3 separate regions of the Mus musculus genome follow, and all the other regions are linked to region 3. The links are chromatin loops, found by intact Hi-C in ENCODE. Cell type or tissue: heart. All regions are shown on one strand.

Region 1 (8,000 bases), 75 kb after region 3:
GACTCGAACTGCCACCACCCCGAGGTCACCATCCGGGACGTGGCGCCCCGCCCTCTCCCGGGCGCGCCAAGGACGGGCCCCTCCCGGAGGCGGCACCTGAAGTCGCTGTAGGGGTGGATGATCCAGGCCCCCGCCGACTTCACGCGTTCCTGCTCGCGCTCCACGGCCTTCTGGCTGCCGAACATCCGCAGGGAGAACTTGTTGACGCCGGGCTGCAGAAGCGCCCCGAATTGGCGCTGCAGGAAGCTAGCCTGGCTGCCGCGCGGCTCACCCGCCGGGCCCGCCTCCTCGCTGCCCGCCTCCTCGGCCGCCGAGGGCCCGGAGGCCGCCCCGCGGCATGAGAACGAAACCTTGGGGCCGCGCGCGGGGCCCTCGGGGCTGCACTGCGGCTCCCCGCGCCCGCACTCGCCATTCGCGCCGCCCTTGGCCGCGCCAGGGGTGCAGGCGCTGTCGCGGCTGCAGAGCCGGGCGCGCGGGCCGGGCTCGTCCGCCGACTCCGGGTGCGAGGGGGTCGTGGGGTTCGGGGGTGGCGCGGGTGGTGGCTGAGGCTGAGGGGGCGCGGGCGGCGGCGGCGGTGGCGGCGGCCCCGGCGCAGGGGTCGTGCCCGGACTATCGCCCGGCCGCCCGCCGCCCCCGCGCGCATCCATGGCGAGGCGGCGCCGGGCAGTGCGGAGCGGAGCGGCCGCCGCCGCCGCCGGCCGAGCCCGAGGGAGGGCGGAGCCGGGGGTGGAGCCTCTGCTTGCGGGGGAGGGGCGGGGGCGGGAGCCCCGCCTCCACCTGAACCACCCTCACCCCACACAGGGATGGATGGGGAAACTGAGGCTCTGGCCAGCAAGCAGGCTCAAGGTCAGTCAGCCCCTTGAGACCTTGGAGATGCGCTCAGGCTCGGTTCCCCAGGGGGAAACTGAGGCCAAGGACGAACCCAAGGTCACAGAGCCCAGCCGGCGGGCCCCTGCCTTGACGCACGATGCAGACCAAGCCCTGGTCCACTCTGGGGTTCCTCCGCGATCTCGAGGACACCGCGGGCGGGGCAACCGCTGACGCTCACCCCTCGGGTGCCAACTCCTTTCTCGGTTCAAGGTGGCAGATTCCATAATAAAAGTGTGTTCCCGGAGGCTACCATATCTCTGGCTCTGTCGCTTTCACCGCCTCCAAGGCAGAAACCTATGAATATTTGTGAGAAGGGCTGAGATCATTCTGGGTTCTAATCTCAGCCCATCTCCAAGCCCTACTTGTGGGGAAACTGAGGCATGGTCAGGCAACAAAAACAGTAGCAAGACTCCTGTGGCTTCTGGCGACTTCTCCCTTAAAAAGTGAGGATCCCAGGTTAGGTAGTCCTTAGCGGTCTCCAGGGGATCCTGGTTCAACTTCTGCCTCTGTACATATACCCGACCCCTACTCTCTGCCACCTTGACTCAGGCATCAGTTACATTCCACACTTTACCCCAGGTCCGGGGAGACATTGGCTCCTGGGGGTCCTAAGGCTGTGGCCTGAGGCTGGAGCCAGGTGACACTAGTTCTGACTCTAAATTCCCACCCTTCTTCACCAAAGAGTGGAGAGGATTTTATGACAGGATGTTGGGGAGAAGGGAGGAAATACAGGGGAAGAATAGCTGTGAACTGGTGGGAAGAAAGTTCTCATTCAGGAGACTCTTGGGACCTTCTTATGTCCCCTCTGGGCATCCTTAGATTCTCCCTTATTTCCCTGGACCCTAAGTTCACTTAAATCCTTCTGACCTTTTACAAACTCCCCTGGATGCTTCTGGACCCTTTCTAGACCCTTTTAGATCTTCTGGGTCCCTCTTAACTTCTCTTGGACCCTTCCAGCCCTTTATGGGTCATCAAGGTCCCTACAGCCTTCACTGTTTCTGGCCTGACCTCATATTTAGCTATTGGTTGAGTGTCTCAAGAATGGGGCTATGACTTCTGTCTGCTCACAGTAGGTGTCCAGTGATGTTGGATGTGCCATGCCAGCTGCATGCCCTCATCTGACACAGATGGGCTGCCCCGACCCCGGGGACTCTGGAGCTGCCCCTGGCACCCCTCTGGCCTCCACTTTTGAACATCACAGTTGACAGTGCCAGGCTGCTCCGCCCCAGGGCACATGCCTGTTCCAGATGAAGGGGGATCTTTTATGTTCACCCTGGGAAGATGTCAGCTGGGCAGGTCGCCAGAGCTCCAGGACTTGTGGTTGAGTGCAGGGGAGGAGGCAGCATGGCTACTGGCTGGCAGAGGACCTGCCATGCCAGGAGACTGCTCTGCCAGGCAGCCCTTGGGCTCACAAAGGATTCTAAAAAGAGCCAGGTGTCTTCTTTTTCTTTTAAGATTTATTATTAAATTTAAGTACACTGTAGCTTCAGATGCACCAGAAGAGGGCGTCAGACCTCATTATTGGTGGTTATGAGCCACAATGTGTTTGCTGGGATTTGAACTCAGGACCTTCAGAAGAGCAGTCAGTGCTCTTAACCACTGAGCCATCTCTCCAGCCCTGAGCCAGGTGCTTTCAACGAGTAGAAACTAGCTGTGGCTACCTGGTCTCCCCATGTCCATGCTGACACATGAGGTTTTTTTCTGATATTCAGTAAGTGAGTGGCTCAGGGCTGATGTGTATGTGTGTGTATGTGTGCATGTGCAGAAGCCAGAGGTCAACCTTGGGTGTCATTACTCAGGAGCTGTCCTTACTTATTTAGCTACGTTTTTGTCTTTTAGATGTATTTGTCTCATTTTATTTGTCTTTCTGTCTGTCGGTCTGTATGTATGTATTATGTATGTATGTATATATGTATGTATGTATGTATGTATGTATGTATGTATGTATGTACACCACATGCAAGCATGGTCCTTAACGAAGCCAGAAGAGGGTGTTGGATTCCCCTGGAGCTGGAGCGATTTGGAGCTATGAATGATTCTGGGAACCAAACCCAGATCACCTGCAAGAGCCATAAATGCTCTTAAACTGCTGAGCCCTCTCTACTCTCTAGTTTCAACCCCAGCCTTTGGGAGGGGTCTCTAAGTTTGAGGCCAGCCTGATCTTCATAGTGAACTGCAGAGTAACCAGTGCTACTTGATGAGACCCTGTCAATCAGTTAATCAATGGTTGATCAATCGGTTAATCAATCGTACACATCTGTAACTTCAGTTCAGCCCTATAGCTCCCCCATCACACACAGGTACACAACCTCATCATGACCTTTAGAAAACCAAGCGAATAAATCAACAACCCAATAACCCTAGGGACCAAATCATTTGCTTCAAGGGTCTCCTTTAGACTCTTCCCTGCCCTCCCAACACTAACCAGTCATTTCCTATTCACGATTCTGGGGTATTTTGAATTGAGTCAGAACCAGGCCAGGCCAGGGAAGGCATAGACCAGATGGGGAAGCTGCCCTAACAGCATTCAGCAAGCCAAAGTTGGACTCCTTGGCTGCCAGGATCTGCATTGTGGGTTTCCTGACCTGAAGGTAAAGGGACGTCTCAGGCTCTGATCTACACACATACAGCCTGGGTGTCCACTGCACATCTTCCTGGGGTCTCAATTTCTTTGGCATATGCACATCCAGGGAGGATGGCTATATTTTATTTTTGTCTTTTGGAGACAATGGCTCATATGACATAGGCTGTAGAAGTCAGTATGTGCTGAGGGTGACCTTGAACGGATCCTTCTGACTCCACTTTGCAGAGTGCCAACAGGTGTGCATCACTTCGCCAGCCTGTCTTACTCACTTATGGTTGGCCTGGGTGCTTCTCCCCCAGGCCCCAGTTGGGGTGTGGAGAAACTGGCTCACCATGAGCCCCCATCTATGAGACTTCACAGTCATGGCCTCTACAAACTTCAGTGCTGCTATGTATTGTCTGGTCCTCCTGCCCACTTGCACACTGCCTTATGGACTAGGATGGCACTGAGTAGGTGGACCAAGGGCTGGAGAGGGTTTGACAGACGTCTGCTTGGAGCAGAAATGACCAGTGAGTTGCTGAGTCCATGTTGAGTCCTACCCCATCAATGAGTCTTTGTTTTACAAAGGCCCTGGGATTTGTCTCTGCCTGCCAGCTGGAGGCTGGATCTCAAGTCCCTGTGGTTTCCAGGCTGTCCTGTTTCTGACAAAGTTGACCCTGTACCCATCTCATCTCAGGAACTGAGAAGCCTTTAGGGTCATGTTTGAACATTTGCTCCTGTGCTATCCTGGGCCGAGGGGCAAGCAGCCAGTATTTGTTAGGCTTTGGTTGGGCTGTTTGGACAGCCTGAAAGATGTGGATATGCCCCTTTGCTTCTCAAGGGGGAACTACTGCTCTGGAGGTGAACCCCTAAATAGAACTACTTTCTAAACACCTGTGTCCTGTCTTCCAGATGTTAAGACCCACAGTACCTGCCTTGAGACCCCAAGGGAAGTGCGTGAGGACTGGGGCTGCACCTGCAGTTGCAGAGGTGAGGGTGTCCTGATTTAATGGACAGAACCCCAGACACACCATAGGTCACCACTGCTGGAAGTGGTTGCCCTAGGCTTCTCTCTACACAGGCCCATGTGGACATTTGTGTAGTCAGGGATGACTCTGAGCCTTAAGCAGGTTCTCCTGTTCTTCTAAGAACTCCACAAGAGGGTGAGGTGCCAGACATATGCAGTTGCATGTGTGTACTAAAGATAAGCCAGCCATTTGGCTGGGTCTAGGGCACCGGTTTCCTCAGTGGACTAAAGTGCAGCGCCCTCTAGTGGCTGGAAGGCCAGGGAGGTGTCTGAGGAATTTTTCCTTGGCCTGAAGCGGAGGGCCTGTTTTACCTCAGGGAGTCTTCAGAAAGGTCTGCTATCGCCCCGCCTCCCCCCCCCCCCCCCCCCCCGACTTCTCTCCCTTAACCACCACCACTCTGGGATGTACTCTGCTGGGATCAAAGCTGTCTCTCTGGAGTCAGACTATACCACCACATACACCTGTCCTGACCCCTGCCCAAAATTTAAGAGTTAAAACCAGCCAGCAAGTCCCTTGACTGCCCATTTCCCACTGGTGCCCACCAGCCAGATCAGTACTAGGCTTGTACAGGACATCAGTGGTGGTCAGCAGTGTTCTTATGAAGACAGCTTTTCTTGGACACCCATGAGGACTAAGGCTGTACCTGCAGGTTCAACTTCTAAGGACCCCTAGGGGGTGCTGTTGAAGAACCTTTTCAAAGGGGTCACACCAGATATCCTATATTAAAGGTTCAGAACATTAGGAAGGTTGAGAACCACTGGTCTAGGGACCATGCACTTACCTGTGCCCCAGGCCGTGCTGATCAACAACCCCTCCTGTATATGACCTCAACACTCATTCTCCCTTTAAGATGGGGTCCTGAAGTTTCAAGTAGTGACACACACATGGTGGGGTAGGTCTTTATTTGGGGGGGTTCCAGCAGGCCCAGCCCCCTCCAACAGTAAGTCAGAGCATGCACTGGCCTTCCCTCCTGACCAAGGACAAGGCCCCATTCCCCCACTCCACAGGGCTGTAGTGACAACACTTCAGAAGGGAAGGAAAAATAAAAACATAAACCCCTAAGGAATGGATTGTCTGCATAGAAACCTCATTTAGTTTAAATTAGAAACAGGGGCTGCAAGTGGCTTGCTTCTTCCAGGTGGGTTTTCTGTAAGGTAAGGCTCTGTCTTCACTTGGGTTGGGATAGGTTGGGTTGGGTAGGTTCAAATCGGGACAGGATGGGATACTGGAGTGGAGGTAGACGCTGGCCTGGGGTCAGGCACCCTGGGCACCTCCCCTCCCCCGCCTGCCCCACCACTCAGGTGGCGTTCCTCTGGCGTACATTCTTGTCCTTGTCATTCATGTGAGTTCCACTGCCCTTCCTGGGGATACAAAACAGGGCTCATTACTCTTAACAGGCACAGGGCTGGCCTCAACCCCACTGAAATCTGGCCATTATTTCAACAGCAGCCATCCACCTTCCCTGAACTTACTGAGGCCTATGAAAGATGGACACACACATTGAGTCCCAGAGCATCCCCCATTTCTATAGGACACACAGCTAGCTCCCCAGAGCCCACAGTGGCTGGACTTACAGTGGGGCGGCGCCAGGGTCATCCTCTGCAGCCAGGAGCAGCCACATGAAAGAGAAAGGACATGTGTCAGGGCTCGTGTGAACTTGGCCCCACACTGCCACCCTCATGGTGCTGCAGAAGTGTCGTACATCAGATGATCAACACATGGTGAGGCCAACACATCCTACCCCAGCTCGCCATGCAGTGTACAGCTAGAGGCACCCACAGCCCCAAGTCCTCACAGCGAGCTCCCCAGAGGACAGCAGCTTGTGGCCAAGTGATGGAGGAAGGAGGAGGGTGAGCTACAAGCAGACCCCACTCTCCTCCAGGTGGACACACTGAGGGCATCCCACCCACTCACCCAGACCCAGGACTGCTCACCGTCCAGGGTCTGGTCTGGCTTCCGCCTCTTCTCATAGATAAAGATGATGGTAACCAACACCAGGACCTCAGCCACGATGCCTAGGAAGGGCCAGAGGGCTGCCATGCGGCTCCGCACACGCAGTGAGATGGTTTCCCGAGTAGTGCCCTGGGCGTTGGTGGCATTACACACGTAGGTGCCAGGGTCAACATTTACGTCAAGGTTGCTGATGGTCAGCTGTGACTTCTCAGGCGTGGATACCACCACATACTTGCCATTGGCTTCAGTGCTATTGGTGATTGCCTAGGGAGAAGGGCTTGTCATGTCATGCTAGAGTCTGTCCTACACTGTCCCAGATCCCCACACCAAAGCGTCCTCTCCTGTGTCCCCTCTGATGCTCTTATCCCCACTCCCATTCCTAGCACCCGGTGCCCCTTCTGCCGCCTCCCCTACCCCCATGTCCAGAACCTCATGCTCCCACTGCAGCCTGGTCCTTGGCACCACTCAAGCTCCATGTCCTTAGCCTCACAGCCCTTACCTCTTCTTCCCCAGTGTCAGAGGTCTTAAACCAGAACCAATCTGTAATAGGAGGGTAGGATGCATCGGACTTGCAGACCAGTTTCGCAAGCTCTCCCTCACTGGAATGCTCTGATTTCTTTCCGACCTTGATCCTGGGTGGCCCTGTGAGGATGAGAACCCTGATGCCCAAGCACGTTGTAGACTGCTCTCAGCCCCAACACCAGTCCCTGGCCTTCACGCCAGCCACCTCCTGGCCCGCCCCCACCACTCCCACAGATTACCTTCCACATTGATCTCGCTTCTGCCCACAGGCTCAGGAAGGAAGATGCAGGAATATTCCCCAGAGCGGTCATCTGCGTCCACTCTGCAGGGGACAGAGCCTCGGTGAGGTAAGGAACTCCCAAGGCATGGTGGCCACCTCCCCACCAGGGCTCTCTGTGCAGATCATAGGGCCTTGGGCTCTCTCACGCTATACAGGTAAGGCCACCCAGCCAATCCAGAGCTGTGTGGAGCCTGGCACTGCTACACGTCAGGATGGAGGCAGGTCCCCATGGACAGCATCAGGACAGGGTCCTTTGAGCACTGTGGACTCACATGTACTTCGTATGCAGGTCGGGCAGAGTGTCCTCCTGCAGTACCTTGCCACCTCTCATCCAGCGGTGGCCAACGATGTCAACGCCACTGCTGTTCAAAGAGCAGGTAAGCTGTGTTTTGGAGTTGACTTCCTGGACAGAGGTTTGGATGGTGCCCGCTGAAGCCACAGGGAGAAAGAGTATAAGCTCAGCATAGTAGTCAGCCCCACTCTGTGAGGTCTGCTGTTGGAATCACAGCGGCTGACAGTCTACAGCCCCAGACGGCTAAAGCAAGCTGATGCTGCACTACAAACCACTTCAAGATAAGAGACGCAGCTGCCCAAGCCCCGCCTGCTGCTCCCACAGCCATGTGGTCCCCTCACTGTTATCTGACCGTCACTCAGAACTGGACACTAAACCCCCAGAGGGCTCTGCAAAGTCTGGCTGGAATTTTCAGGTTTGCAGTAGACAGTCAGAGCGAACACTTGGGCAGCAGACCCCACCCCTGCCAGACAATCACAGGGGAGGCAGGGG
Region 2 (8,000 bases), 93 kb after region 3:
TTTAGGAGGTGCGACCATACTGGTGGAGGTATGTCACCATGGGTGGGTGTGGAGATTTCGTTCACTGTTTCAGCTTGGCACCTATTGTCAGGGTGACCCACCATGGTGGACTCTAACCCTTTGAAACTGTAAGCCTAAACAAACGGTCTCTCCCATAAGTTGACTTGGTCTTGGTGTTTTATCACAGCAACAGAAAAGTAGCCACCATGCCAGCTGCTTATGCGCGCTGAACCCTGAGGGCCAGGCTACCTGCCTGTGTTCTGCTATGTTCACTGCCATGGCACCAGGACACCACTAGCTGTCCGGTGGTGCTCTTCTATTTGGCTCTTCCCAGTGAGATGTTTCTTGAGTCCTGTCCTACCTCCCAGGCCCTGGCCCCAGCCTCCTTAGGTCCTCAGCCTGTGGTATCTAGGGATCAGAAGCTGAGGGGCTAACCGGTGCTGTCCTGGCGAGAAACCAGGTGTGCTGGTGCATGTCTGTCATCCTGACACCCAGGAAACTGAAGCAGGGGGATGACTGCCACTGTGAGCTCAAGGGCAGACTAGGCAATGAGAGAGAGAGAGAGAGAGAGAGAGAGAGAGAGAGAGAGAGAGAGAGAGAGAGAGAGAAAAGGAGAAGAGAAGAGAAGAGAAGAGAACAACCTCATGGCATTGCCAGGTGGTGCAGGAACTCCGAGCTCCATATTGCTGCTTATCTGCTAAGGTAGGTCCCATCCGGCTCCTGTCTTTGGTCGGCCTTTGAACTCCTACTCCTCATGGGATGGGTGGGACTGCTACTAGAAGGAAGCAACAGCTGAGGAGGCTTCGACAGCAGCAGTAAAACAACTTGCCTGCCTCACAGGCCTGGCACCTCTGATCTGTGTCCAGTTGAAGCTGCTCCAGAACCCTGGTGGGGGCCTGAGAGCTGTGAGGAAGTCCAGCCAGCTGGTGGCTGTGCGTGTTTAGGCCGGTGGCTGAGGCCCAACTGGCCACTTCCTTCTGTACATTAGGCTTTACCGACCTTGCTAGAGCAACACTCAGAGACAGAGACCACCACACCTCTAAGGGGAGAAGGGACCATGGATGAGTGTTTGAGGGTTTACAGATAAACATCAACTATTTATTTATTAATTATTTTGTTTGTTTTGTTTTGTTTTTCAGACTGGGTTTCTATGTGTAGCCCTGCCTGTCCTGAAAGTTGCTCTGTTGACCAGGCTGGCCTCAAACTCAAGAGTTCTGCCTGCCTCCACCTCCCAATTGGAGGATTAAGGAAGTGTGCTACCACCTTTTGGCTCAGCCTCAAGGAATAAAGTGTCTGTTGCACAGACGTAAGGATCTGAGCTCAATTTTGCAGAGAAAGCCTGGAGTGGTGTCAAGGGTTTTTAAAACCAGTACTGGGGTGGAGACTATGGGGGTGTGGAATAGGTAGATCCCTGGGAATCACTGGATAGCCAGGCTAGCTAATTCAGTGAGTTCCAGGTCCCAGTAAGAGACCCTGTCTCAAAAAACCCAGCTGGATCTGATGGCATAGGCCTTTATCTTAGCACTCTGGAGGCAGAGGCAGTTTGAGGCCAGCCTGGTCTAGAGAGTGAGTTCCAGGACAGCCAGGGCTATACAGAGAAACCCTGTCTTAGAACAAACAAACAAAAACAAAACAAGAAAATTAAAAACAACTTTCTGTGACGCCCAAGGTTAACTTGCACACACAACCTAGGTGTTGGGGACTGTTTGTGAGTGTTTGTGAAGGGCCAGAGGGAAGAGCTCAGATGTCACAGAGGATGAAGTGAGCCATACTTGGTGACTCACACTTCTAATTCTCTCCCTCTGAAGGTGGGAGAACAGGATAACCAAGAAATATCCTGGGCTGGAGAGAGACTTCATTTCAAAGATGAAAAAGAATGGGGTATGGTGCTGCATGCCTTTAGTCCCAGCACTGAGGAGGCAGAGGCAGGAGGATTTCTGTGAGTTTTAGGCTGGCCTGGTTTATATAGAGGAATCCAGGGATTCAGAGACCTTGCTTCAAAAAATCATAGATGAATAAGAAAACAGAAGAAGAAGAAAAAAATAAACAAAAAGAGAAAGATAGGGCTAGCCTAGGACTTACTTGGTAGGAGTTCTAGCACATCATGGGCTTCCATAGAGCAAAAGCATGTGATATCTGCCTGCCACTGGGGAAGTGGAGGCAGGATGATGGTTTCATGTAGCCCAGGCTGGCCTCACATGCCTAAGTAGCAGAGAATGGCCTTGAAGTTCTGAGTCTTGTGCTTCTACTCACTCTTTTGAGATTTATTTCTATAGGGTGGGAGGTTGCCTCAGAGGCTGGCCAGAAGAAGGTATCTGGTCCCCTTGAACCTAAGTCACAAGTGTTTCTGAGCCGCCATGTGTGAGTCAGACTTGAGTCCTCTCTGAGAGCAGCCAGCGCTCTAACTAATGAGTGGTCTGTCCAGCTCTGCAGCCCAGGCTTCTCTGGAATTCTTGCCCTGCCCACCCCAGCCTCCTGCGTGCTAGGCTCCCAGATCTGTTGCTTCCAGGCATGCCCTTCTCTGTCGATAAACCCCAGCTAATCTGCTGATACCTTTGAAACCTATTTGACTGAACCAGGGCCAGCCAGAGTCCAGAAGCCAGGTGAGGCAGGTGGGATCCTCCCTAGGGCAGGGTAGAGATCGAGGCTGAGCCAATTTAGAATTCTGGGACAAAGTGCAGGTGGGAAAATAAGCCGTCCAAGGCATTTAAGCTTCAATGCTGTAATTCCGCCCTCTGACTCCTGGCTGGCCTTTTACAGACTTCCTGTTCTCACAAAGCTCTTTTTGTGCAAGAGAGAAGGGGGTTAGCGCAATGGAGCATGCTCCCTAGCACCAGGCTCAAGAGGGCTTGTGGAACACGCCTGTCACCCCAGCATCTAGGAGGTGGAAGCAGGCACACCAGGACCTCAAGGTCATCTTCGGCTACCTTAGACACAGGGTGTTTGAGGCCAGCCTGGGCTGCGTGGAACTCTCTCTCAAAGGAAGAAAAGAATGTTCTGGGAGAAGGCTGCAGAGATAGGTGGCCCCCACCTTGCGACAGGCTGTTTCGCAGGCAGCCCAGGTTGACTTTGGAATGGAAGCAATCCTACCTCAGCCTCCCGATGGCAGAGCTGACAGGACTGGGCTGAGGGCCATGTTTTCCAGGCACGCTTGGCACTAACTTCTCTATTAGACTTGTGATGGTTTCTTTCCTGCCAATGCATTTTTCTGTCCAGTTAATTTAGAGCCCAAGGAAACCAGGTAGAGGAGGGAGGGTCTTACCCCCACCACCATAAGAAGGGACTTTGAGGACATCAAGCTCAATGTAGACCTTGACACAAACAAAGGCCATCCAGTATGAGCGGACATGGCAGGCAGGAAGAGTCCAGGGAGGTTTGTGCGGAGCAGGGCGGGGATTGGGCTTCGTGTGAGGTGGAAGCACAGTGATGGAATGTTCTGGAACCGATGCTGGGTCTACTGATACCCACTGGAGTGACACTTTGGCTGCTCCTGTCGAGGTGTCAGTAAAACAGAAGTTGGGGACGTTCCATGTGAAGCCTCCCATCTCCTCCCACCTCATGTGATAGACACAGAGGGTAGCTTGCACCCCCTGCTGGCCACACTGTTGCAATTGCTCTTGCTCTGCCTCCCAGCAGGCCTGTGTCCCAGGACTCTCCTGACAGCCATCCTGAAGGGTCACCTTCATCATTATAGAGGGAATGGAGGTTTGCAGAAGCCAGAGGCAGACAGGGGTGGACTCAACAGATATATCAGGATTTATTGGTCCTCAGAGGCACACCTAGTCCCTTCCCAGCCCCCGCTATCAAGAATGGTGTCCCAGATGATCTGGGACATCAGACCAAAGATTGGGGTGACCAGCGACCAATGACCTTCCTGATCCAGGAGCTGTAGGGGGCTACAGCAGTGGCCACAGGTGGCTTGAAGATGTCTGTGCAGGTTTTGGAGCTGAAAGACAGGATCCCATCCACCTGGCCTTTGCCACACACCAGGGGCCCTCCAGAGTCACCCTGCATGAGGTGAGGGACACACAAGTCAGCCTTTGTGCCTGCAGTTGGGGAACAGGGGCCTGGGAGGTGCTGGGGCCTCTTGTAAGCACCCTTGCCTTCCTGTCTCTTTCCCTCTTCCTTTCCCTTCTCTCTCCTCTTTGTACCCCAGGGCCTTTGCTCTAGGCCCAGATGCCTAATCTATGGTACTGGATTTCAAACCACAATTCTCCGGCTTCCTGACTTCCAACCTAGACACGGGTATTTTACCCTCCCAGTTTCCGTGTCTGAGAAGTGAGGTGAATGTTAGTCCCACCCTCCTTCCACTCCCCAGGGTGTCAGAGGCTGGTTGGGGCAGCTGTCCAGGCCAAGCCTACAGGCCATCCTTCTCACCTTGCAGGGGGCTTGGCTCTTGCTCCCAGCCTTTAAGCATAGCATGCTGTCTATGAGGACACCGTTCCAGAAGCGGCTGTTGTTACACATTTGGGTATCCAGCACACGCAGATCCAACTCCTGCAGGGCCCTGGCCCGGGGCCCACCCTGGTGGGTCATTCCCCAGCCAGCTGTGCTGCACCAGGTACCTTCTGCCGGCTTGGATCGGGGCTTTCTTGGCAGAGCTAGTGGTTTGACATTCTTGCTGGGCTGCACTCGTCTATCTAGCTGTGGGGACAGGAGAATCAGTAAGTGGCAGATAGAAGCCAGGCTACTATGGCAGGCCCTCAGCTACCCCACCCCATCTCGCCCGCACCTTAAGCAGTGCCAGGTCGTTCTCATATTTGTGGTTGTAGCCAGGGTGTTTAATGGCTTCCCGGATGTAGAAGGTGAGGCCAGGATCTTGGAGATCATGGAGGTTGTGCAGGCCAAGCACCAGCTTCAGGTTCTGTAGCCTGCAATGCAAACCTTGCTCACCCACAACTGCCCACAGCCTGAGAACTGCCATTCCCCCCTTTCCACACATCCATGGCAGCCTCCCCAGTCCACACCTGGCAGGACATCTCCCATCTTCTCCGTCCTCCTCTCTGGCTCTCACCCAGCCCCGATTGGGGGAATTTAGTACCCATCCCCCACCTGCAGCCTCTCGTCTGTGATTAGGCTTGCGGGTCCGTCAACTTGTGTTGCCTTCCTGCATTGTCCACACTACAGAGAAATAACCTCTTTACATAAGACTCCTATGTCACACTTGCAAGCCACGTGAGAGAACCTCAGATAAATACCTGGATCAAGCTGAAGCTTAGCCTTCTGAAACACATGAGCTAATAATCCCTTTTGGCTTTAAGATAAGATCTTACTATGTAGCCTGGAATTGTGCAGGTCAGGTAGAGATCTACATGCCTCAGGTTCCTTGAGAGCTGGGACTGCATATGCGGTCACACCCAAGAGCTGCCTCCTTTTGCTCTGGGCTCCTGTTTTCTTTAGTGTTGAGGGTGAGACCGGCATGAGCAGTCATTCTACCAGCCCTATCAAGATGGATCTATTTATTTAGTGGCTTCTTGATGGCTCTGTCTTTTTTTTGGTGTTTTTGAGACAGGGTTTCTCTGTATAGCCCTGGCTGTCCTGGAACTCACTTTGTAGACCAGGCTGGCCTCGAACTCAGAAATCTGCCTGCCTCTGCCTCCCAAGTGCTGGGACTAAAGGCATGCACCACCATGCCCGGCTTTTTTTTTTTTTTTTTCCAATAATTTCTTTTGTTTTGTTTTGTTTTCGAGACAGGGTTTCTCTGTATAGCCCTGGCTGTCCTGGAACTCACTCTTTAGACCAGTCTGGCCTCGAACTCAGAAATCCGCCTGCCTCTGCCTCCAGAGTGCTGGGATTAAAGGCATGTGCCACCACGCCTGGCTGGCTGGCTATGTCTTACTGGAAGGCTGGCTTTCACAAGTTACCAGGTGTCACAGAAAGGATTGGAAGGAGGTGTCCTTTCCTGTACCACGTGACCCACCCAACCTGAACCCACAGCCTATACAGCCTAGAGAGGGTTGGGATAAGTCCTTCAGTGCCTGCAGCCACTGTGGGACATGGAGAGGGATACTCACGGCTCAGACAGGCAGTGGGCAGCTGTCAATACCCACTTCCGATGCACAAGGACTCCCCCACACACATGGGACTTGGCTTTCTGTAGAGAGGCCATGTATGGGCGGGAGTGCGGGACTGCCTCTCGACCCCCAATGATCTGGGTCTCAAATCTGTTGCCTGCTGAAAAGAAGGGGGTGGGGAAGGGCTGTTTGGAGGTGCTGCATCCTGGCCTTCTGCTGAGCCTGGAAGACCTGAATCTGGCAGGTCAGCTGTCTGAAGTCCCCACTGATCCCTGCCCAAACGCCACAGGGCTCCAAGACTCAGTCAGACACTATTCAGCTGTCAGAGGCCAGGCTTAAAGTGTGAATGAGGAGCTCAGAGGGTAAGATAACTATCTGCTCTGGCAGAGAACTGAGTTCACTTTCCACCACCCATACCAGGCAGCTCACAGCTACCTGGAACTCCAGCTCTAGGGGATCAGATGCCTCTTCAGGACATTGCACTCACCCTTCCACATACATACATACATACATACATACATACAACACACACACACATATATATATGTGTACATACGTATGTACACATATAAACATATGCCCTTCCTTGGTAACCATAGGATCCAGGGGATCAGGTGCCCTCTTCTGGCCTCTTTGGGCATTGCACTCACCCTTACACACACACACACACACACACACACACACACAGAGGAACTGATTCACACTGCTCACACACTGGAATATTACATAGCCACAGACAGGAGTGGGGTTCTGACACTTGGCAGGGCCTTGAGAATATGATGCTTGGGGGAGAATCAGTCACAAAAAGTCACTGTGAAACTCTGACAGGATGTGGATTTGCGGGTGCTAGGGTGTGGGCATGAGTGTTCCTGGGGGATGTGGGAGTGTCTCCATTCTTGTGTGGCTTCTGAATTTCAGTGAGCTGTGCACTGTGTGAATTGTTTCTCTGCAAACTTCTTTGAAGGGTTGATATAGAATACCAGGCTGGGCTCAGTGGGTAGAACGCTTGTCTACCATACACAAAGCCCTGGGTTCCAGTCCCTCCAAACCACAGAATCCAGGTCTAGTGGTCCACACCCGTTATCCCAGCCCTGGGGAGGTAGAAATAGGATCAGATTAAAAATTTTAAATAAGCCAGACTTTAGTCTCAGTCCAGACAGAGGCATCTCTGAGTTTGAGGCCCACTTGGTCTACAGAGGGAGTTCTAGGACAGCCAGAGCACACAGAGAAAACTGTTTCAAACAAAACAAAACAAACAGAATTTAAAATAAGTATTGATAAGAATTTGTGATCCAACTCAAAAGTCTCCTTTCCATCATGCTTTGGAGACCCCACCTTGCTCAGAGCCACATGGCCAGTCCACAGGTGTTACAGGCAGCTTTTAAGGGCCCATCAATACTTTGATGGATCTGCTGCCCATCCCAGGGCCTTTACACATAGAAGAGAGCAGAGTTCTTTGTTCTATATAATTCTTGAAGCTTTATTTTAGAGATAGGGTTTCTCTATGTCGCTCTGGCTGCCTGTAGACCAGGCTGGTCAAGAATTCAGAGATCCACTTGCCTCTGCCTCCTGAGTGCTGGGATTAAAGGCTTGCTGTACTACCTTGGCCCAGCAATTTTTTTTAATTTATGTGAGTACACTGTAGCCATCTTCAGACACACACCAGAAGAGATCCCATTACAGATGGTTGTGAGCCACCATGTGGTTGCTGGGAATTGAACTCAGGACCTCTGGAAGAGCAGTCAGCGCTCTTAACTGAGCCATCATTCCAGCTCAGTCCAGCAATTCTTGAAGAAAAAAAAAAAAAAAAAAAAAAAAAAAAAAACGACGAAAAAACTCAAACCAAGTCTAAAGAGAAACCGGATATTCTCTGGGAAAGTGTCACAGAAAGTGTCACCAAGTGGCAGGGCCCAGTTCACAAACTGGCAGGCTGACCTCTGTCTATACAACTTGTGGCTACCACCCACAACTGAATAGCTTTTCACC
Region 3 (8,000 bases):
CTGACGCCCTCTTCTGGTGTGTCTGAAGACAGTGACAATGTACTCACATAGGTAAAATAAATAAATCTTTAAAAAAATATTTAAAGAATTATTTATTTTAAAAAGAAGATTTGAAGCGTTTTCTGTGCAAGCAGTGGTCTGTGTTTAATCCCTACCCACATGGTGGCATGCTCAACATGGTGGTAAGCTCAACACTGGGGAAGGGGAGACACAAGCATTCTGGGGTTCCCTGGCCATCCGTCATAGCACAAGGCAAGTTTGAGGCCAGGGAGAGATCCTGCCCTAGAAAATCAGATAGATGGTAAGGAAGGAGAGCTGGGGCTGCTCTCCATGCCCCACTCGCATGTGCTTACACTGCACACAGAACATGCATACAAGCAAAATCAAGTATTAAAAAGTAAGGGATGCTGGAGTTGGGCATGGTGACACATGCCGAGTCTCCCTGACCACAAGTGCCAGGCCCACCTGGGCTACCTAGGGAGACCAATGTGTATGTGTGTATGTATTGATATGTATTTTTAAAGTTATGGGCTGGAGAGATAGCTCAATGGTTAAGAGCACTGGCTGCTCTTCCAGAGGTCCTGAGTTCAAATCCCAGCAACCACATGGTGGCTCACAACCATCTGTAATGGGATATGATGCCCTCTTCTGGTGTGTCTGAAGAGAGCAATAGTGTACTCACCACATATATTAAATAAATAAATAAATAAATCTTAAAAAGAAAAAAGCCCGAAGTGAGCTGATGTGGCTATACAAATCTGTCACCTCAGCACCTGGGAAGTAGAGGATAAAAGTCCCAGGTTATCCTTGGCTACATAGTGAGTTTGGGGGCAACCTGGCTACCTGAGTCCTTGTCTAAGAAAAAGAGAGCCACTTCCAGGAGAGTCGGAGGAAATGGAGAGCCAACGTCCTGGTTGGTGAGCTGGGGGCATGTCTGAGCCTTGCACACCATTCGTCTCTCATTGTCAAAGCCACTGACAGATCTTCACTGGGTCTCTATATACACATAGTGTCTCAAAAACACAAAAATCAGGCAGTGAATAAATAAATAAATAAATTAATTAATATCTCAAAGGGTTCCCAGATGCCCCAGAACGGAGATGGGAGCCCTTCCTGGGTTTCTCAGGCCAGGCCAGGGTCCAGATGGCTGCTGGGAGCTTGGCAGTTGGCAGTTGAGGTGAGTGCAAGATGGTTTCACAACCATTCATCAAAGCAGAAGGAAACAGAGAAGCAACAGGGCTCCTGCGTCTGCAGCCTGAACTTTTCCTGCACTTGCTGTGCGATTTTTTTCCCCCCTGAGACACAGTTTCTCTGTGTAGCCCTGGCTGTCCTGGAACTCACTCTATAGACCTGATTGGCCTTGAACTCACAGAGATCTGCCTGCCTCTGCCTTAGAGCTAGGACTAAAGGCACGCGCCCACCCTGCATCACACACCTTCCCACTCTCTGTCGTCATCCCCGCTGATTTCTCTTTATATCGCTGTCTTCATCTCTGTTTCTGTCTCCCTCTCATTTATTTTATTTGTTATTTTCTGAGTGTTTTTCTGTGTGTATATACCACATGCATGCAGTACCCACAGGAGCCAGAAGTGGGGACAGATCCACTGCCACTATGTGAGTGCTATCAACCAAACCCAGGTCCTTTGGAAGAGTAGCCAGTGCTCTAAACTGCTAAGCCTTCTCCCCAGACCTGCTTTCTGTTTGTTTGTTTGCTTGCTTGCTTGCTTTTTGTTTGGCAAGGACTCACTCTGTAAAACAGGCTGGCTTTAATCTCAGAGACCCATCTGCCAGTGTCTCCAGAGAGCTGGAGTTAAAGGTATGCATCCTCTTCAGGCTTGGCTTTCTTTCTGTCCTTATCTCTGTCTTTGTCTTCCCCTCCCTCTCTGTCTCATTCCACCTTCACCTGTTTCTGTTACTCTCTTATGTTCCTCTGGCCCTGGCTCTCTGGGGTCTCTCCCTCCTTCCCCTCCTGCTCTGTGTCTGGTCACTACTACCTTCCTGAGCCCTGGCTCCCTCAAAGGCCAATGGTGCAGAGCTTCCCCCTGCATCCTCAGTGGGGGATGGAGTGACCCTTTTGGGAGGTTGTTGCTAAGACAACAGTGCCTTCTCCTGCAGGATGCCCTTGCTGACCCTGAGCCCTCTCCCCTTCCTGAGCTGTCTGGGACCACTGTGCACCCTGAGTTCACCCAAGCCCCTCTCTGCTCTTAGGTACCTACCATTTGCATCAGCCCTGGGGTGGGTCCTACAGGCCAACTAGGGCATAGCCTGTAGCAGACTTAATTAAAGCTGCAGCATCTGCTAACAAGCATGGACCAGTACAAGCCCAGCCAGTGTGTGCTCTGGGCTCCATCTCACAACCTAGGGGAAGCTTATGTTCCCACCTTACGTGGGTCCATGGTAGACAACACCTGTGGCCTTAGCACTTGGAGGATAGAGGAGGGAGAGGCAGGCAGGCGTTCAGGGCTATTCTCAGCTGGATAGCTAGTTCAAGAGCGTATTGAATTAGAGGCCAGATAACTGAACTTTCTCTCCCAAAGGTCCCCACCACGAGGAAACCCAAGCCCAGCACATATCCTGATGGGTGGTCTCTGGACTCCAGACCTTAGGGTCACTCTCTGCTATGTCCCCAGTTCTTCCAAGGAAGTATGGTATACAGTAGGACCTCAGTAAAAGCAATAAAGTCAGCCCAACTCAGAGCCCTCCCCAAAGAACTAGCTTTATGGTCCTCACTGACCTCAGGTTCATGATGGGGAAACTGAGGTCAAGGGTCAAGGTGCTTGCTCCTGGGCTACCTGGCTGGGGACAGACAGATAAGCAGAGTTGGTGCTTCCAGGATGACTGTCCCCTGAGAAGGTCTGAATGCGTTCAGTGGCCAGATAATCTAGTAGGAAGGTACAAGGGGAGTTTGAGCTCACAAACCAATCTTGTTTCTAAACTTCTGGGTTTTCATGAGCAGCACAGTTGGAGACAAGAAACAGTAACGTGGCCTCCCCTGATTTCCAGAAGTGCCTGCTCCACCTTCTGACCACAGACCACAGACCCGGAACAACTTTCTGGACTGAACCGTTGGGTGCCTCCTGCACCTGCAGACCTCACCAGAAAGATGCCATCCTCTACAGCTATGGTGCCTGGGACAAGAGGAGGCTGGCACTGTCTGGTGCTGACTACAGCAGCTGCCCTGACCCAGCTCATGTGGCTCCCTGGTGAGAACTCCAAATGGCCATTAGACCCTACCCAAGGTGACCAGGCTCCCACACAGGATGCACGTGTACTCTTGCTCAGGCAGGAGGCTATGGGGTGGGGGTGGGGCAGCCAGTAGGGACTTCAGCCACCTCAGGTACAAGATCGTGGAGACTGGGCTTCCTAGCTTTTGTTTTGTTTTGTTTTTATTTTTGTGTGTATTAGTGTTTTGCCTGTATGTTTGCATGCCTGCAGTACCTGGAGGAACCAGAAGGTGGCATCAGATCCCCTGGAATTTACAGTCGGTTCCAACAATCATGTAGATGCTGGCATTAGAATCTAAGTCCTCAGTAAGACCAGCCAGGGGTTTTAAATAACGAGCCATTTCTCCAAGCCTCCTATTTTTTAAAAATTACATTTATTTATTTTGAGAGAGTACATGTAGATAGTGCTTGTCACAACCAGTGGAAAACTTGCAGGGGTCGATTCTGTCCTTCTACCATAGGGGTTCCTGGGATTAAACTCAGATTGTCAAGCTTGGTAGCATGTGCCTTTGCCTGCTGAACCTATCACAGGCCCAAAAGGTCTCCTAGCCTCAGTCTTTAATTATCTATCTATCTATCTATCTATCCATCCATCCATCCATCCATCCATCCATGTCTGTCTATCTGTTTGCTTTCAAGACAGGGTTTCTCTGTGTAGCCCTGGCTGTACTGGAACTCACTTTGTAGACCAGGCTGGTCTCGAACTCAGAAATCTGCCTGCCTTTGCCTCCCAAGCACTGGGATTAAAGGTGTGCCCCACCACTTGGTCCCCTCTATTTCTCTTAAGTAAAGTGGGTTTCTCGTGGTCCAGGCACCTTGAAATAGCTGGGCAGCTGAAAAGGGAATCACCTTGAATTCCTGATCCTCCTGCCTCCACTTCCAGAGTTCTGAAACAGCAGGCCTGCACTGCTACACCATGCTTATGTGGTGCTGAGGGTGCCTGGGACTGGCTTTGTCTGTCTGTCTCATCTCTGTCTCTGTCTCTGTCTCTGTCTCTGTCTCTGTCTCTGTCTCTGTCTCTGTCTCTGTCTGTCTGTCTGTCTGTCTCTCTCTCTCTCACACACACACACACACTCACTCTTAGGCGAGGTCTCATCATGTAGCCCTGGCTGGCCTGTAACTCTCCATGTAGACCAGGCTGACTCTGAACCCACAGAGATCCTCCTGCCTTTGCTTCCTGGATGCCTCCCTCTAGGTTTGCCCCTTCCTCTCAGCCCAGCCTCCACCCCTACTCCCTGCCAGGGCTGTGCTCCATTGCCCTTGATTTACCTGTCCTGTCCTTGTCTCTCACATTGCCCCACCTCTTCCAGGTTGCTGTGGGTCCTACATTGTTGGAGGCCATGAGGTAACGCCACATTCCCGGCCCTATATGGCCTCTGTGAGCTTCGAGGGCCATCACTACTGTGGAGGCTTCCTGATTCATACCCATTGGGTGGTGTCAGCTGCCCATTGCTTCAGTGACAGGTGACATGCTGGGGCCACTGAGGGATAAACTTAAGGCCATCAGGAAGCCAGGATGTGACACAGACAGGACCAACTCTCTACCCCCACGCCCGGGCACTTCTGGTGATAACAATCAAACATAATAACTATGATCATCTTCGACACAAGCGACATGTGCTACTGTTTGGACTCACATTAACTGTGGGGAGAGCAGCACAGTCCGGGGACTCCAGCTACCCAGAGGCTGGCTCAGGGGGATGGAAAAATGAAGCTCAGTGTTAGCTACAGTCTGGAACCATGTCTCCATAGGCAGACAGACAGACAGTTATAGGATAGTAGTTAAATAGTAGAGGTCTTAACTGGAGTGTGGCTCAGGGATGGAGCCCCGCATAGAATCCCCAAGTGAGAGTCTGGGGGTGTTGCCCATTTGTGGAGCCCTTGCCTAGAACCCTCAGTGAGGGGTGGGGATGGGGTCAGGTAGAGTGCTTGCTCAGTGAGAAGCATGAGGTTTTTAGGGTTGTTTGGTTTTTTTTAAGATTTATTTATTTTAAATTCACTTTTCTTTTTTAAAGATTTATTATTTATCTTATGCACGTGAGTACACTGGAGCTGTCTTCAGACACACCAGAAGAGGGCATCAGATCCCATTACAGATGGCTGTGAGCCACCATGTGGTTGCTGGGAATTGAACTCAGGACCTCTGGAAGAGCAGTCAGTGCTTTTAACCACTGAGCCATCTCTCTAGCCCCTTAAATTCTTTTTTTTTAAAAGATGTATTTTATTTATTTATTTATTTATTTATTTTGGGTTTTCGAGACAGGGTTTCTCTGTGTAGCCCTGGCTGTCCTGGAACTCACTCTGTAGACCAGGCTGGCCTTGAACTCAGAAATCCGCCTGCCTCTGCCTCCCAAGTGCTGGGATTAAAGGGTTGTGCCACCACTGCCTGGCTGTTTATTTATTTTTATGTACATGAGTACACCGCTGCTCTCTTCAGACACACTAGAAGAGGGCCCTGGATCCCATTACAGATGTGTGGTTGCTGGGAATTGAACTCAGGACCTCCAGAAGAGCAGTCAGTGGTCTTAACTGCTGAGTCATCTCTCCAGCCTGGGAGGTTTTTGAGTTTTATACTCAGTGCTACAAAATAGTATTATGGCTGGGCGCAGTGGCGTACGCCTTTAATCCCAGCACTCGGGAGGCAGAGGCAGGCGGATTTCTGAGTTCGAGGCCAGCCTGGTCTACAAACTGAGTTCCAGGACAGCCAGGGCTATACAGAGAAACCCTGTCTCGAAAAAAAAAATAGTATTATGGAATTAAGAATTATAACAAATAAGGTTTATTGTATTCCATTTAAGCTTATTTTTATAACTCTGGAAGTTAATACTGCAAGGACTGGAGGCTGCCTGGAGAGGGTGGGGTTGTATGACCTCATGACTTCAGGGCAGTCTTGGTGACTTTGTTCCTCTTGTTGGCCTGCAGGGACCCCTCCATGGGGCTGGTGGTGCTGGGGGCCCACGCACTGCTCGCCCCAGAGCCCACACAGCAGACATTTAGCATTGCAGCTGCTGTCAGCCATCCTGATTTCCAGCCTGCCACACAGGCCAACGATATCTGCCTGCTAAGGGTGAGCTGGGCTGCAGCAGGGTGATTGGCAGGTCAGGGCTCATCTGATTTCTGAGTTTATTCATTTAATTTACTTGTGGGGCTGGGGATGAACTCTTTCTTTTCTTCCCTTTCCTTTCCTTTTTTTTTTTTTTTTTTTTTTCTTTTCTTTTTGAGACAGGGTCTTGCTATACAGCTCTGGCTATCCTGAAGCACTATATAGACCAGGTTGGACTCAAACTCACAGAGATCTGCCTGCCTTTGCCTCCCCAGTACCACCACAACCAGCCTGGACCCTTTTCTTTCACGCTAGGAAAAGGCTCTGCTATGAGCTCAGGCCTGGGTCTCTGAATCCTGTCATCCATCTGAACTGCCTTAAGCCCTCCATGCTTCCATCTGTCAGAACAAAAGAACCAAAGCCAAGAACCCCTTGGGTTCTGTTTCTCGAGGGTGTGTCTGTCTCAGAGCTGGCCTACAGGAGGTACCTTTGCAAGCCCTCCATGGACTGTGGGCTTCAGGGTGTGGTGGTGAGGTTTTTTTGGTTTTGTTTTTGTATTTTAGGACAAAACAGGAGTGAATGAGGGTTTCCACAGCCAGAGGCTGGGGTTAGGACCCCTTAGAGTCACCTGACCCCCAGTACAAGTGAAGAAACTGAGGCTGGAAAATGGGGAAACTTAGGTAGAAGTGTATCGAGATGTGCCTGGGTCTGGTCATTTTTTCCACACCCTTCAGCTGTGTGGCAGGAGACCCGGCCGAGGCCCCAGGCAGCCACCTGGCAAAGCTACACAGCTAACTGGGTGCACAGGGGTCCCGAGGTGCCTGTTTGCACTGCAGAGTTTCAGAGGCCTCCTGAAGGAAGTGATGTCTAAACTGAGGCTCAATGGGAAGGTACTCCAGCTGGGAAACTCGCAAGGGGGTTGGAATCACCGGTGGGGCCAGGAGCCTTCACCCCAAGGACAAGGGGAGTTATGGAGGGCTGAGAAGCGAGGAGGACTCTGCGAGATGAGGTGGAAGGTAATATCCTTGGTCCATGATGGAGCTGCCTGGTATAGTTGGAGGCAGTGTCTGATGGAGGGTGGACCACATCTGTTACTGATTCTAGACACCATAGGGACACTGAGTCGGGTGTGAGAGTGGGTGGCACTGAATCTAGCATTCTTCCTGCAGTTGAACGGCTCTGCTGTCCTGGGCCCCGCTGTGAGGCTATTACGATTGCCTCGGAGAAATGCTAAGCCACCTGCTGCGGGCACGCGTTGCCATGTATCCGGCTGGGGCTTCGTGTCTGACTTTGAGGAGCCTCCGCCTGGACTGATGGAAGTCGAGGTGCGCATACTGGATCTGAGTGTCTGCAACAGCTCCTGGCAGGGCCAGCTGAATCCTGCCATGCTCTGCACTCACAGTGGGGACCGCCGGCGGCGTGGTTTCTGCTCGGTATGATTCTACATCCCGCTTGCTTGCCATATGGGAAAACCGAGGCACCCAAAAGGGGTCAGAGTTGGAAGCAGGCTACCTTTGAGAACTGAGTCCCATTAATGTTTGATTGGATGGAGAAATTGAGGCCCAGGGAAGTGACGGGTGATTGAGAATCATACAGAGTTACTGTCATTTCCGCAGCCTCTATGTATCCTGCACAAAAATGCCCAGGAGATGTATGTCTAAACATACGAGGCACGTCCAGTAGGGGGCGCAACAGATATCTCCCCAGGCCTGGGGTCCTAAAAGATGACAGCA

What was found. A loop is a pair of places that touch in the nucleus more often than their neighbours do. Peaks named below come from ENCODE experiments on the same cell type or tissue, not always from the same donor. Only the 100,000 strongest peaks of a DNase experiment are listed, where the experiment ranks them.
Region 1: a loop joins it to region 3, with 3 times the contacts of the local background. A loop is called at or near these places in 8 of 42 quality-filtered maps.
Region 2: a loop joins it to region 3, with 3 times the contacts of the local background. A loop is called at or near these places in 16 of 42 quality-filtered maps.

What each region holds. Positions count from the first base shown.
Region 1 is chr10:79,709,316-79,717,315 of GRCm38, reverse strand. Bsg (basigin) reads right to left here. Exons shown (of 8, transcript NM_009768.2): 3 at 7,489-7,645; 4 at 7,176-7,258; 5 at 6,914-7,056; 6 at 6,396-6,678; 7 at 6,036-6,060; 8 at 5,337-5,822. The coding sequence ends at 5,759. Hcn2 (hyperpolarization-activated, cyclic nucleotide-gated K+ 2) reads right to left here and starts at 682. Exons shown (of 8, transcript NM_008226.2): 1 at 97-682. The coding sequence starts at 647. In heart, a CTCF peak has its summit at 4,698 (motif pointing left); DNase peaks (open chromatin) are centred at 2,139, 4,655, 5,211 and 7,835; H3K4me3 peaks cover 1,989 bases; H3K27ac peaks cover 1,019 bases; H3K27me3 peaks cover 3,168 bases.
Region 2 is chr10:79,690,995-79,698,994 of GRCm38, reverse strand. Gzmm (granzyme M (lymphocyte met-ase 1)) reads right to left here. Exons shown (of 5, transcript NM_008504.3): 2 at 6,015-6,174; 3 at 4,733-4,871; 4 at 4,378-4,644; 5 at 3,734-4,008. The coding sequence ends at 3,835. Among named protein-coding and RNA genes, the nearest start is that of Gzmm, 6.0 kb to the right of the region's middle. In heart, a CTCF peak has its summit at 3,602 (motif pointing left); DNase peaks (open chromatin) are centred at 2,764, 3,514, 4,614, 4,974 and 2 weaker places; H3K27ac peaks cover 2,195 bases.
Region 3 is chr10:79,784,046-79,792,045 of GRCm38, reverse strand. Prss57 (protease, serine 57) reads left to right here and starts at 3,061. Exons shown (of 5, transcript NM_001042710.1): 1 at 3,061-3,203; 2 at 4,535-4,688; 3 at 6,147-6,291; 4 at 7,437-7,700. The coding sequence starts at 3,104. In heart, a CTCF peak has its summit at 7,944 (motif pointing right); DNase peaks (open chromatin) are centred at 2,265 and 3,455; H3K27me3 peaks cover 1,906 bases.